Linked DNA regions of Mus musculus: regions 2 and 3 are each linked to region 1. A link is a loop called in an ENCODE intact Hi-C map of the cell type or tissue named here. Cell type or tissue: gastrocnemius. All regions are shown on one strand.

Region 1 (5,000 bases):
GCGCTGCTACCCATTCACCCTGTGACCCACTTCAGAAGCTGTTTTTCTGGGCAGCTGTAATTAACTGAGCTTTTGGGGTGAGGCCAGCTCAGTGACAGGCTGCCTGGCACCTTTGGGTGCTCAGCAATAGGGCTAGACGCCGAAACCAGTAGTAGGCCAGGGTGGGCAGGCTGTGGTGGGGAGGATGGGTACTCCTGTTCAAGTGGAGAGGGTCTTAGAGTGCCCAGAGAAGCCTGGTGGGGATATGCCCACCCCCTTGAGCCTCAGGCAAGATGGCTCCCTGGGAGGTGAAGGTCAGGCCACATTCCTTGCAGAAGCTGGAATTCTGACATCAGATTTTCCATGCTCGCCTGTGGGGGAGGAGCCGGCTTTGAGCCAGAAGTGCAGGAGTGGTGGGTGGGGGAGGGGCAGAGCAGCTGAGGCTGTCTCGGAGCTCTGTAGGCCCAAGGTCCAAGGAAGGGAAGGCTCTATGGCCTGCCCACCACCTCCAGGGTCCGCGCTGCCCGGCTCTCTTCCCTGGAGCATCCTTGGCAACAGCAACTTTCTCATCCCAGCCGGACCTTGCTGAGTCACAAGGGGGCTGGGTTAGAGAACGCTAAAAATAGCTAGCGGCTAGCTGGGCCAGCACTGGAAGTTATAATTAGGAGTGGATAGAGCCATCCTCCTGGGCTGGTCTCACTGTTCAGAGCTGCTGGAGAATGGGGGGTGGGGGGTGGGAGGGGGTTCATTGAGGGGCTGTGGGGCTCCAGTATACCACCTTGTTGCTCAGGTTGGGGGTTCCTCAGCCTGACCTCTATCCTGATGCATCCTGGTAACTGTGGTGGGGCTGTTCCTGTTGACTCTGACTGCTCTTTGGTCAAGGAGACTCTTCAGGCCTTTGACTCTGACCCCAGCAATTCACCAACATCTGTGGGGTCTTTTTCTGGACACAAGGAACCTCTTGCTTCTACAATTCTTGTGTTGGGCAGGAGGAAGCAAGGCAAAACAGAATACGGTATCCTTGTTCAAAAGTGACTTAAGAATTTGAAGGCAAGCCTGGAACCTGAGGGCAGTGCCAGGAAGCCAGCCTACATCCTTCTCCTGACAGCATCTGGCCCGCAGGGGAATGCAGGGCATCTGGTACAGTCGGGGAACACCTGAATCTATAACCCGTTTCCACAGGGAAAGCAGCCACGGACAGCAGCCCCTCGTCCCACCCAACCCCGTCATCACACACATCAACTTCAGACAAAGGACACCCCGACCTCCACCCCAGACTCAGCCCCGGAAGCCACACTGGACAGGGCTTGAACCCTCAGCCAATCCTTCCGTCAGTTTCTGAGGTCGTGGGCACTGTGCTGTCCTCAGACTGACCTACCCCAGACCAATTGCCTATCCTAAAACAGTGGCACTTTTGTAGCCAGAGGCTAGAGAACCAAACAAGCCCAGGCTCTGCTGAGCCTTCACAGCCCCCAGCTCCAGCAGGGACTAGGATCCTATGAGACAGACTCCTGCAGGCAAGCCTGGCCCCCAACACAAGCACAGGGTAAGGGTGAGCAGTTCAGCTGGAAACAGCTTTCTGGCTATAAAAAGATACTTTTCTCTGTAAACAATACATTAAAAAAAAAGTAGGAAATGTCCTCTACCAGAGTCCCGCCCCCCTGCCCCCCAAAAAAAACCCATGGGGAAGCCCTGTCTGCATGTATGCAGGAGTATGGCAGGGATGGTCTGTGTCACCAAGCCGTCAGGAACACTTTGTGCGCTCTGTTTGAATGTACTCTGCCAGGGTTAGTGGCCATATCTGATAGTTGGCCTTGACTCATAGCTGTCGGGAGACATGCTATGTCAGGAGACATGGGTCTGGATTTTTTGTCTCTGTTTTCTTTTTCTCATGGTTGGGACTTCAACCCAGGTCCTTGCCCATGGTACACAAACAGTTTCCACTGAACACCATCCACAGGCTGGCTCCATCTCTGCTCACTTCCTAAGTAGTCTCAGATAACCCTCCCAGGAAGATAAGGGTGTGTTAAGACTTTCGCTTGTTTGCTTGTTTGTTTCTGAGACAGGGTTTCTCTATGCTGTCCTGGCTGTCCTGGAACTTACTCTGTAGATCAGCATCTTGTTAAGACTTTGAAACTCCTGGGGTCCTTTTCCAGCTTCTTCCTGGTAGAAGACAGTGACGGGCAGGGGAACTACTGACTCTGGTGCCTGCCTCCTACCCCTTCCACTCATTCAAGCCTCTCCTGTAAAACTGCCCAGGAGTTTTGTTTTTGTTTTGCTTTTTTTCCCCCCAGGTAGTGGGATGCACCTGGAGATAAGTGCATCCCATTGACACAGGACAAGTGGCCGCTGTGCTGCCGGGAGGGTAGGTCTTTCTCACTTTGGATAACCATCTCCCCTCTGGCCTGTGCACTCCTGTGGTTCAGACATACATAGCCTCCAGACCTATTCACTGGAGGCAATCTTGATGAAGGGCATTATCATGGAGTATCTTCCCTCCATTTAGGGCAGAGGTCAGGCAGGGTGTCTGGCCCTCCTCTGCTTCTGCAGTCTTCAAATACTCTCCAGGATCTGGGAAGTAGTCCTTCCCTGGGGGCTAGTTTCAGATCTTCTCTGCTGCTAAAAATCTGTTGTCACAAGACAGTGTAAAGAAACGCTGAAGCACAGAACTTGGACCATGAGGACATTCTGGATAGAGATGGCTGCAGATTGAAGAACTCCATGACCATGAAATCTTCATGTGATAACTTCCATGGTAGAATATATATTCAGGCTACCTGAATTCGTGTTCCTTCCTGGGCCATAGTCACTCAAACTCTTATTCTTTTTGGCACAAGTGCTGTAGTTTGTATCAAACACTGCCCCCGCTTGGCCTCAGCACTCTGGTTCCTCAGGAAGCCCCAAGGGAAACAGGAACTCCTCCCAGACGGAGATATGTCCCCAGAATTCCACTGGGTGGGTAGGCAAGCTGAGGGATGACAGGGCCATAGAAAATGCTAACAGGGACATCTCCTGAGAAGGATTGCCAGGAACTCTGCCAACGATAAACACTATCCAGAGCAACTCCTGCTCAAGGGGTGAGCACCCCTGGGAAGCACAGTCCTATACCCATGGCCACTAAGACAATACTGGGAATCTGGTAGCTAAGGTTGGGAGTCTCCGGGTATCTCTGTGTGTAAGGGAACATCTCTTCTGCATACACCCCCGCCCCCAAATGCCCACAGCATGGTCCTGTCCTCCACCTGAGCCAGACATAAGATCACATGGTTTCTTTGCTGGTACCCATTAGAACATTCTAGATGCCGCTGAACTCTGCCACCTCTGAAGAAAAGAAAAGAAAAGAAAAAAACAAAAAAACAAAAACAACCAGATCTACACTTGTCAACTTATTTATGAACAGTCACTGTGGACAAAAGCTATCTATCTGCCTTTGGGATGCTGGGGTGCCCAGTGTCTTCATGTCATCTGTAAACTCAATATTCACATCATGCAGTTGTAGAGAAGGGGACTGACTGTGGAGCTTTCCCGTTAAGTGGAGTCACCTGGAAGAAAGGAGCACCTGCCAGGTGGTAGCCTAGGGGGGAACATCTGTGGACCTGATGGCAGGGTGAGCTTGGAAGCTCACCTTTTGCCAGAATCTGAGCTGCCTGGAAACCCTTCAACCCTGAGAACAAGTCCATCCGTCCCTTCAGTCACCCAGCTGCCACCATGGAGTTATCACTGAAAGACTGACTGGGAAACTGAGGCAGTTGTGGGACACAATGCTGTTGAGCAGTGACTGCTAAGTATCTCTCACCAGGACAAGATGGGCTTTCCTGGGGCAGATGACACCTGTAAGGAGACCTGACACATTCAGGCCCCCAGGGGAACTCTGGCTGGCCGAGAGAGCCTTGGAGAGGCACGTCAGCAAAAATGGACAGACCGGAAACACTGTAGGGCTGAGGAGCCTGGGAAACACCTTGTGTAAATTGCATATCGCCATCTTTGAAGTGAGTGGATACATATAGGGGAAATAGAACTGCTGTGGACCCCAACCCAGGGTTTGTCACCCCACCCCCTATACCCCTACCTCCAGAAGGAGGCCTTACAGAAAGTCCCATCAGACAGTTAGTGGACTCATGGGTTCCTGGAAACCAGGAAGTGGGACACCTCAGAAGCAACCACCTCTCTGACCATGAGCAAAGCTAGTTCTATGACATGATGGAACAGGATCCCCACCAAGTTTTATTGTGGCTACTGTTAATCTGTGCCTAGCCTATGTGTCCAATGGCTTTGGGGCCAGATTGTGCGAACCATGCAGATAAAGAGGTAGGGGCACAGAGAATGATAGAGGTTGATTCCCAGGCTGAGAAGACCATTTCTGAGACAACTCAAGTGGACACTATGCCTTGGTGGCTAACGACCCTCTCAGCCTGGGGGTGGGGTGGGGTGCAAGCTCAAGAACAGGCACAGCTTGGGGCAGTTGCAGGCCTGAGTAGTAGGCTGGGTAGGTGCCATGTATGGCTGGGTCCTGTAGACTCTTCCCGGCCAGAGCCCAAGAAAGCTTGCAGCACCCTCTCCCAGCTCTGGTGCCTAGATCTCTGGGAACAGGCAGTCAGGCAACAGCTCCACCCAGGCCTGGGATTCAGCCAGTGTTAACTGAAAGGAGCATGCTTGTATTCCACCACCTCTTGAACAAGGGTTCGGAATTAATGACAGTCCCTATCCTCAGGATGGCACTCTGCAGCCCAGTCTCCAGTGTAGCATCCAGTGTGGGGGAGAGGAAGGGGTCTGGTGGCTTAAGCAGGGGGCTACAGGGTGGGAGACAGTCAGCCCCGAAGAGGGCTATTTCATAATCTTAAATTCTGCCTCTTCAATCTAGTCAGTGGTTCCCAAGTAGGCCCCAGATGGGAGGCAAAGAAATGCTAAGAAAGGCACCCACGAGTCTCCTGGGATTCTGATAACCAGACTCTGTCCTGGGCTAGAGATAGAGAACCGGCAGGAAGGAGCCACACAGGAGCAGCTGGGCCGGCTCTGAGCCC
Region 2 (5,000 bases), 130 kb before region 1:
GTAGAGACAAAGGTCTGCCATCTCCTGGGATGAAAGGTCAAGAGATTTGGACTTCTCCAACTCAAACAGGACCTGTCACCTCGTGTCATGTACACTTCTTACCCAGGAAGCCTTTCTCAAGAGTTGTTCCTTAAAGCCATCCTGGATCCTGCAACGGGATCTTTATAAATGATGTCGTGAGGACCACAGGGGCTTTCAGGGAAAGCATGCTGTAAGCTAGCCTTGGTCCCTCTGCACATCCTGAAGGCTGCTCTGTTCTGGTCCACCATGGTACTGCCTTCTGCACTGGGTGGGATGTCAGAGAGGAATGTGTGTTCCTTATTCCTTTAACACTGCATTGTACTATGCCAAGTGTTCACTTTAGTGTCCATCATTCTTTCTATATTCCCCAGATTTTTCATGGGTGATAAAAAAAATGAAAAATATTTTTATCAGCCAGGCAGTGGTGGTACACTGATTTAATCCCAGCACTGGGGAGGCCAGCTTGGTCTACAGAGTTGAGTTTCAGGACACCCAGGGATTTATTTCTTTCTTAGAAAGAAAGAAAGGAAGAAAGAAAGAAAGAAAGAAAGAAAGAGAGAGAGAGAGAAAGAAAGACAGACAGACAGACAGACAGACAGACAGACAGAGAGGGGGGCTGGAAAGATTACTTAGGTGTTACAACAAACACTTGCTGCTCTTGCAACCTGGCTTCAGTTCCAAGTACTCAGAAGGTAGCTTACAACCATCTCTACTTCCAAGGGATCCACTGACATCTTCCTGCCCCCTTGGGATCCAGGCACACACACACACACATGCAGGCAAAGAACTCAGTACACATAAAACAAAACCAAAAATCTCTTCTTTTTAAAAAAAAAAATTCTTTAAAGAAACCAAAGATTAAGGGAGAAATAGGGAGAGGATGTGACAGGCAGTTCCCAAGAGAAACCTCAAATGGCTGGAGGAGTGAGCCCATGGTGTGTGGGCTACTTCACCGGTCCAGCTGAGAGCCCTGCACTGTGAGCAGTCTGTGAGTACAGCCCCCAGCAGCCTCCTGGAAGATCATCCCAATAACAGGACAAGCAGATGGAGGACATCTCTCAGGTGATGAGGGCTTTCCTAACACCCTCAAAGCCCTGGGGAGAACCCCAGCACCACAGAAACTGGGGGTTGTCTTGTGATGTAACCCCAACACTTGGAAGGCAGAGACAGGAGAATCAGCTAAGGATGGAGTTTGAGGCCACATGAGGCCTTTTCTCAAAACAAACAAACAAACAAACAAGGTAGTATCTTTGGCGACTCCGTCAGGTTCATTCTTCAGAGATGAAAGCAGTCTAATAGGCACAGTGAGCAAAGACACTTGGTGGCGAATTTTGTCATCTCCAGAAACAAACACACAGTGGGCACTCAACAGTAGAAGGTGTGTCCCTGTGCCAGCCTAGGGGGAGTTCACAGCCGGTACGGGCTCCTGCAGTTGGGCAGGAGGTCACTAGAGGGTGCTAGGGTGCTGAGCACGGCTGGAGGCTGCTGGGCGGAGCTGATGCTCCAGCCTTGAGCACTGAGTGCCAAGCCTGAGTACTCACCATGTGTGAGAAAATGCCTTTCTTTGCAGCTTGGCTCCAGGCTGAGCCCACTTGCCTTTCTCATGCTTCTTGTGACCCGTGAGTGTGTAGGTCGTAGCCTGTGCAGGCACAGCCTGGTAAAAGACTTCTGAGGCTGGACACTGGTAAGACTCCAGGTCTACCACCCTATTCAGAAAAAGCTTATATTTCTCTTCTCCATGTTGTTCTGAAGCCTGGCCTGTAACCTTTGAGCCCGCCCCCACCCCCGTCCCCGTCCCCCCCTCCCCCGCCCCCCGGGCCTCCATGGTGTTTGTGTGTTTGAAGCTTTCTTGTAAAGCTGGTGAGAACCTTCCCCAGTCACCGACTCCCGGGCCTAAAAGGTTGCCCAATTTTCAAGCACTTACATTTTTGTTGTTGTTCATAGAGAATAAGGTGTTTGGATGAGTTTTTCTTGCCTATATTTTTCTGTAATAGTAAATGTGTGTAGATGAGCCCCACCCCCAACACGTGCCTTTAATTTTTAAAGCAAGTAATGTCTGACTTTAATGGGGGGGGGGGGGGAATATCACCTGGACTTGCCATCACGCATTTCTTTCTGCGGGAATTTCTTTGGAAGACTTTTGATCTCCTGTGGTGAAGCAGCTGCCACAGTCTGCAAGCATGCGGAATTCTGTTTTGCCCCAGCCCTCTGCATTTCCGGGGTGGGGGATGGCTGTAAAAGAAGGGTGTGGTGGCTCCTGTCCCCTCTCTGTATCTTCCTGGGATCCAGGCCTTTCAGAGTGTCAGGCATGCTGGGTTTGAACTACGAGTGCTGGCAGATAAGATTCCAGCCCTGGAAATCTGCTGCTCGGAAGGGAAGATGCAGGGATCTGATAGGAGGCAGGGTCTGGCTGAGTTCAAAGTCCACCTTTGAAGGGAGATAGTGCATAGCAGGGGCCCTGGCAGGAAGCTCACTCCCTTTCCCTCTTCCACTCAGTCTCACTCTACCAAGTCAGCCGTGGAATCTCACACCCTGCCTCCCCATGCACGTACCCTGCACATTGCAGGCAGACGCACACATACTTAAGGTCCGGAATCCGAGGGTGAGTTAGTTCCCCACCTCATCCCCTGGAGGCAGCAGGGCGAGCAGCACTGGTCACGTGGCCCTCGTCGCCCTTACTAGCATGTCCTATCCAGGCACATCTGCTTGCCTGGAGCTGCCGAAACAGCTTCGGGTGCCATCTAATGGCTCTGCAGGAAAACTGACCATTACAGCAGAAGACCTGGGAGGAAGATAGAAATGTCTCTAGTCTTTAACCACTAAGATGTTAGAAGTTATTTCTCTGCCGATGAAATGAGCCAATTCAAGCCAGACTGGATGATATTAACTGCAGGTTTATTGGGAAGCTGCCCTCTGGCCCCAAGGACCAAGGCCAGGGAAATCACCGTGGGGAAAGAGGGGAAAGGAGAGAGAAAGAGAGAAAGGACACATGCTCAGAGAGATAGAGGAGAGAGAGAGAGAGAGAGAGAGAGAGAGAGAGAGAAAGAAATCCCAGAGTTGGGGGCAGGGTATGCCAGGTAGGGACTGAGGGATGCAGGGAAAACCTGGAGGCCATGTCTGCTTTGATGTGTAAAATATGCACCTTAGTCTCTTGTCCCAGGGTCCAAAACCAAACAAGAAGTTCCCTTGCCTCCAATGTTGAGTAAACAGAACTGCTCAGGTCCTGAAGGAGCCAGGATTAGGGCTGAGCCTTGCTTGGCTCTTGAGACTGAGCAGAGCAAAGAAGGTACGGGCACTGGGTAGGCATAAGTGAGAAGCTGGAAACAGTCAGATCTCTTGGGTCATAGTCAGAGGAGAATTTGGAGACTAGCCTGGATTGGATCTGTCTGTGACTTGGGAGTAGAGAGGCCCTGGAGAAAGGCCACAGCAGTCAGGAGACAAGGTGACCCAGGCTGTAGGGCAGAAAGCAGGGTTGCTGCCAGTCCAGTGTCTCCACGGACTACAGTGGGTAAGCAAGGCCAAATAGGGTACGGGTGGCCATAAAGCTTGAGTGCCATCAGGCTGTCTAGAAATAAGAGGTGTGCCTAGGGGGCGCTGTAAGGAGTGGGCTGTTTTCATGACTCCAAGTAACCCCTTAATATTACAGAGAGCACATAAGTCTCCTCTCTGGGCTGGGCCCGTCTCCCCACGCCCTGTTCCCACAGCTCAGTGAAATCAGAGACGAGGGCCACTGTGGCAACATGGCAAAAGGGCTGTGGAATGTCCTGGAAACCCACTGAGAGCGCTGTTGAAAGATCTAGCACTACTTGGCCTTGAGGGCCGGGATGTGTGTGTGCGTGTATGTGTGTGTGTGTGTGTGTGTGTGTGTGTGTGTGTGTGTGTGTGTATGTGCATGCACGCACACGTGCATGTGCCTGTGCCAAACAGCACATCTAGACATGCCCTAGTATCCCTCAGAATGCAGCTGCTCTATCAGGGGGACAACTGAGACACCTGTAGGTTCATCACCTGTCCCACCCATGATATGTAGATCCGTGGCCAGCAACACTATCCTGCATGCAGGCTGGCCAAGTTTAAGGCCTGTACTTGGTATACTCCGTTTGTATCAGCACTTATGTATTAGCTTGAAGCTTTGTGATTTTAAAACGAATTCACACCTGTATGAATGACTTGGGTTAGCTGTGTGTCTTCTGTCACGTGACAGACTTTCAGGGTATTCTGGGTCAGCTCTAGCAACCTTGAGCATAACAGCGTCCCTTGATCAACACTGCTTGTACTCCAACCTGTGCTGTTGGGACCTTTGAGTGATGTGGGGATGTTGGTAAAGAATGTCCCCTCCTCTGTGTAGACCCTGGGTGGCCTAGCAGGGTGGAGGGAAAGCTCACGAGCCTGGCAAGTGGGCCTGAAGGAAGAGCAGCCTTCTCGCCCATTGTTGGGAATACCCTGCTGTGGTTTCTTTTAGATGGCATCGAAGATTCCCTTTGCCACAGATCTGACAGACTATGAGAAAATGCCAGTAAGTCCATTTGGGAAAGTGAAGCCCAGCGGAGAGGGGACAGCACAAAGGCCTATAGAAATAAGGTTGGTGACAGTTGTGTATTCTGGGCTCCCCAGCTCAGTGCCTCTGAGTGTCCAGCCTTATGTGAGCAGTCAGCACAGTGAGCAATCTGGAAAGACAAAGTCCCTGCCCTTGGAGTTCTATCACCCTACCAGATGATCAGGAAGTCTTAGAAGACTCCCCTGCAGGGGTACTCCTGTAGCCCCACCCCCAGTCCTGCCCCAGCTATTCCAGTGCCTGAGCGCTTGTCTCACCCCCATCCCTGACCTTTCAGCCCTCAGGACTACCCCTAACCTTCCCATAGTGGTATATTGGGTATGGCTTCTGCCAAAAGAAAGACAGGAAAACCCATGAGAAGGCCAGTTCATGGTACCTTAGGATTTGACGTCCTAGTATTAGAGCCTCTGTTCAGGTGGACAGT
Region 3 (5,000 bases), 57 kb before region 1:
ATAAGGAGAAGGCTGATGTTGTTACATCTCTCCAGGGAAGGGAATGTCAAAACAGAGGAGTAACTCTCCCTTGAATACCTCCTAGTGCCTGGGAGCAGCCTGGGTCTCCAGGATACAGCATCATTACACGACATAAGCAATTGATGGGGTCCCTCCCACCAATGGTGAACATTCAGAGTGGCCACTGGCACTTGAGGGGACACTGACTGGCAGGGACTTAAGGGCCTGGGAAATAGCCTGCTGCCCTCTTGAGGATAGTCATTGACACCCTTGGGTGAACACTAGAATTCATGGGCAAAGTCTGGACCATTACTTGACCTACTCCCAGGGTAAGCTGAGCAGGAAGTATCATGAGACAGCACTGTCCAGGGCTCCCGCTGGGGACCATGGCTCAGGAAGCTCCCTAATGGAAGGCTGCCATGTGTGACAACCTATGATTCTTCTCCCTCCTTTTGTGTTAGACCTACCGGGGGAAGGAAGCATGTTAGGCACTCATTATGCCACAGGGTGGGTGGGGGAAGCTGCCCCTTTCCCTCAGTCATCTGACTTCTCCCCTCCCTACTTTGTTTTCACTAGGAAAGGGGTCTGGGGAAAGACAGTGGGGCTGGGAGCATCTAGAGACCTGACTGGAGATGGGGGTACAAGCATCCCCTGGATGTACCAGAAAACTAGGCAGCCAGAACACTTCAGGAGGCTGTCCTAACTGTAAGAGAGTGTTATACCCTGGATGGCGTCCTGCTCCTAGGAAGATGTTGTGCCTTTGGGAGGATATCCTAGCCCTGGGAGACATCTCATCCCTGAGAGGGTATTCTGGCCCTGAGGAAGATATCCTCATCTTGGGAGGGTGTCCTGTCCCTGGAAGGGTGTGTCATCCTTAAAGAAGGAGCCCTGGCCCTGGGAGGGTTCTAAATACTGACAGTGCTAGTGTGCTGTTGTTGTTGTTGTTGTTACTTGCCTAGTTACTTCTGAGGCTTTCCCCTGGCAGGTGTAGTGGTAGGCAATGGGACAAGTAGTGGCCACTAGTCCCCTTCTTGGTAGTAGTCAGAAAGAACTGCAGGAGCTACCAACCCTGGACCTCTCGTGGCTGATAGCCTTAATCTAAGTGCTGTCAAAGACACATCAACCAGAGGCCGGGCGTGGTGGTGCACGCCTTTAATCCCAGCACTTGGGAGGCAGAGGCAGTCAGATTTCTGAGTTCGAGGCCAGCCTGGTCTACAGAGTGAGTTCCAGGACAGCCAGGGCTATGCAGAGAAACCCTGTCTCAAAAAAAACCAAACCAAACCAAACCAAACCAACCAACTAAACAAACAAAAAGACACGTCACCCAGGACCTTATCACCTCAACAAACCAGCCAGCACCAGATACCATGTAACACCAGGTAGGAACACCATGTAACGCCAGTTTGGTAGCCCTGTGCCCCAGTCTGTTCACAGCCTACCTCCATTGGAACAAGAGTATAGTGTCTCCTTCAGGGCAGTTCATATTGTCCCCATACCCCCAGAGCTTTGTGGGACAACTCCTTTCTTCAGTTGTGAGAGGCCCAGGAGCAGGCTTGACAGGGCAACGTGGACCCAACAGGTCTGGCATTGTCCATGTTTGGAAAAATGACACTCCTGATACCCCTGCATCCTCCTGGAGGCCCCCAGAGAGCCACGCTGGGGCTGCCCAGCCCTGCCTACATATTTGGAAGGGCCGTTGCAGCCCCAGCCAACTCCTCATGTTCTCTGGCTGAGCCGAAAGCCAGCATGTTCTTCCAAGCCTGGAAACTCCCAGAAAGAGGGAAGCTGGCCTCACTGTACGGAACAGAGCCATCTTGAGGTTGGCCCAGGAATGGCCCTTGTCCTCCAGCAAATGTCCAAAGAAACACCACACTGTCTACTCTGCCTGAAGGAACAACCAGTCACGGGCAAGCAGAACCAGGGAACACACACAAGTGGGTCTGGGACAGGCCTGGGGCAAACCAGTTAGAGGAACTTTTAATTTGTGAGTTAATCCAGACCATTAGGTCAATGCTGCTGAGGATGAAAAGGGAAACTGAGTCCCACAGTCTAACCAATTAGCTCCTCGGAAGTGATTAAGCTGGCCTTGGTCTCCTGGCTCCTCTCTTTCAGTCTCAGTGTCTCAGAAAGCCCACTGCCACATCAGGGGGCCTGGGGCTCAGAAGGTTACCCCCAACTCCACAGCAGGATGGATGGAATGTATGTCCCTACTTCAGTCCCTGGGCACAGGCCTCCTGGAGTTGATATAACTGCTGAGGTCACTGTCTTAGGAGAGCACTCACTGCTGGCCCTAGCGGTGGGAAAGGAAGCAGCCAGGCCTGTCCTGAGTCAGCCCATCTGGTTTTCTTCTCTGGCCAGGAGTCTAAAGGAGCCTGGGCCTGCCCCAGCCCAGAAGCTTCCAAGATGCTCTGCAGGCCAAGGCAGGCCCCTCCCACTCCCCAGGCAGGACCAAGAGTCAGCCACTTGCCGGCTGGGGCTCTGAGCCATATTGACCTCTCAGGACCTCCTTGCTCTGAGATATGAAAGAGACCATGAGGATCTTAAGCACAGAGAATCTCCACCCATGGCAGCCCAGGGAACCACTAGCCCAAGCTGCCTCCTTCCTGGCACCAGCCCCAGGTCCCTCTGTACAGGCCTGGCTTGGAAAAGTCATATGTAGAAACCTAGGAGCCTCAGTTCCCAGTCCCTTGCCAGATATAGCTTAGACCAGAGCAAAGCCTCCTCCCCTTTCATTCTTTCTTTCCTTCTTTCCTTCTTTCTTTCTTTCTTTCCTTCTTTCCTTCCTTCCTTCCTCCCTCCCTCTCTCCCTCCCTCCCTCCCTCCTTCTCTTCCTCCCTCCCTCCCTCCCTCCCTCCCTCCCTCCCTTCCTTCCTTCCTTCCTTCCTTCTTTCCTCTAGCCCTCTCCCTAACTCCCCTCCCCCATCTTCTGCCTCTCTCTATGGGTGTGTGAATGCTGTTTTTGAGGCAGGGTTTCACTATATAGCCCTGGATACCCTGAAACTCTCTGTATAGACTGGGCTAGCTTCAAACTCACAAAAATCTGCTTATCTCCCCCTGCCTGGAATTTAAGGCATGTGCTACCATGCCCACTCCTCTCCATGTGTTTTTGAGTCAGGTCTCTCTATGTAGTTTAGGCTGGTCTAGAACTTGGGATCTTCCCGACTCTGCCACCCAAGGGCTAGAATTATAGGCATAAGCTATGGTACTCTCAGTCCTAGAGCCTCTCTATCTGCTCCTACAGGCTACCCACTCTTATCAGACCAAAAGACTTGGGGGCTAATGAGGCTAAGTTGAGCAGAAACCAGGGGTTCCAGTGATCATGAGGCTGGGTATAGTGGTATAAGCCTTTTATCCTAGCACTCAGGATGCAGAGGCAGGTGGATCTCTGTGAGTTTGATGCCAGTCTAGTCTACAATAGGAGACTGCTTCAAAACAAACAAGCCAGCAAACAGAGATATAAAGGCCCTGCAGATACCCCCCCCCCCCGGCTTCTGTGAGAGCAGACACCAAGTGCAATGGCCTAATGGCAGCATCCTGCCCTGCCCTTTGCTTCAGGTGCTGTGCTCAGAACACCATGCAGTAAGCACCCCTCCCATTCCTACATCAGCCATCATTCCCCATCTGCGAGGCTCATTAACGGCCTCATGTCCAGAACACTCTTTGGGAGGCCCATTGCCAATGAAAGCCCTGTGCCTTTGAAGTCTCTGGACTCATGCCAGAGCTGTCCACCCCTAGGATCACAGCCCCTGTGTGGCCTCTAAGCTCCACTCAGTGTCAGCAAGAACAATCCAGCCTCTATCAGCTTGTTCCAGCCAAGAACAAGCAGCCCCACAGATCCGCCCCCCCTGGCCCTTAGCTCTCAGCATCCTTGTGTGTGTACTCAGGATAAGAGAAAGGCCTAGTGGGACTCTCTGTAGGTGACCCTGAAGATCATAAGCCCTAGTTACTGGATGCTGCTATCCACATGAGGCGAAGCAGGGGATCACGTGAGCTGTGCCAGTGATGTCAGAGGGGCCTGGCTAATTCAGGGTGTCCTTGCCTTCCACGGTGGCAGGAAGCTGCACCAGCTAGTGTTGCAAATAAAGCAGAGCTGTCCCCGCTGGAGCCTCCTGGTGTGCAGGTGTGAGGGTCCTTTCCTGTGACCCTGAAAAAGCCTGTATGGGATCAGGAGCGCTATCCCCCACTTCATCCTCACTTGGAGAAGTCAAGGCTCCTGGACCACGCAGGAAGAATGTGGGGGCTATATCCAGGCCGTGGTTAGGCCGACTGAGCAGGTATCTTTCGAGAGGTGGGGAGAAGTGACCTAAGATTTAGGGCCACAGCATCATGTCTACCAATCCAAGAAAGGGCAGGTCAGGTAGCATGGTCCTCAGGGGGACCACAGTGGGTAACTTAGGGTGCACTGTGGTGACAAACGCTAGATCCAAGCCACCCTCTCCTCCAGCAAACATCATTCCTGCTCGAGCATCAGACTGCCTAAAGCCTCAGTCAGGCCACCTACTCAGGTTATAGAGCCGGTGCTCATGTTGCACCCCAACTTAGGAGCTCCCCAGTTTTCTGCTCAGGGTGCCTTGGCTGGCCTCAAAGTCTCTCTTGACTCTACACAAGGATCTAACCTCTAAGGCCTCTCACTGGAGGACTGGAGGTACCTTCCTCCCAGACTTAAATAGAGATAAAAACAAAAACAGTGCTAAGGCATAAAATATGCGAATGAAGGTCAGAGTTCTGGTCTCCCCCCCTCCCTTGCCCCCGTGTCAATTTGAGGGCCTTTTCTGAAATAACAAAAACAGAGTATACACTAAAACAGTACCTGCTGTTATAAGGGACCCTCTAACTGATTCCTAGCTAGCTGAGGCCACTGTGCCCATCACCAGGGTGGGAACCTGGGCCCCCTCACCAGTTCCTCTTAGAAATGCCATCCAGGGCCTTGGTCTTGGCACTAGCTTTAGCACCATCAAGTCACACCTATCTGTTCTCCCTCCTTCCAGGTAAGGGGCTGT

The links. Peaks named below come from ENCODE experiments on the same cell type or tissue, not always from the same donor. Only the 100,000 strongest peaks of a DNase experiment are listed, where the experiment ranks them.
Region 2: it touches region 1 in a loop (2.7-fold over the local background); 5 of 42 quality-filtered maps call a loop at or near these places.
Region 3: a loop joins it to region 1, with 4 times the contacts of the local background. A loop is called at or near these places in 11 of 42 quality-filtered maps.

What each region holds. Positions count from the first base shown.
Region 1 is chr7:139,363,834-139,368,833 of GRCm38, forward strand. No RefSeq gene overlaps it. Among named protein-coding and RNA genes, the nearest start is that of Gm32571, 5.4 kb to the left of the region's middle. In gastrocnemius, a CTCF peak has its summit at 2,855; a DNase peak (open chromatin) is centred at 455; H3K4me3 peaks cover 1,223 bases; H3K27ac peaks cover 5,000 bases.
Region 2 is chr7:139,232,387-139,237,386 of GRCm38, forward strand. Lrrc27 (leucine rich repeat containing 27) reads left to right here. Exons shown (of 11, transcript NM_027164.1): 9 at 4,484-4,602. Gm32315 (a long non-coding RNA gene) reads right to left here and starts at 2,704. Exons shown (of 3, transcript XR_389962.4): 1 at 2,111-2,704; 2 at 1,946-2,006; 3 at 603-1,727. In gastrocnemius, CTCF peaks have their summits at 2,752 (motif pointing left) and 3,606; DNase peaks (open chromatin) are centred at 1,489, 2,224 and 2,630; H3K27ac peaks cover 1,801 bases.
Region 3 is chr7:139,306,899-139,311,898 of GRCm38, forward strand. No RefSeq gene overlaps it. Among named protein-coding and RNA genes, the nearest start is that of Gm32486, 12 kb to the left of the region's middle. In gastrocnemius, CTCF peaks have their summits at 1,813 (motif pointing left) and 2,304; DNase peaks (open chromatin) are centred at 1,758, 2,410 and 3,738; H3K27ac peaks cover 2,700 bases.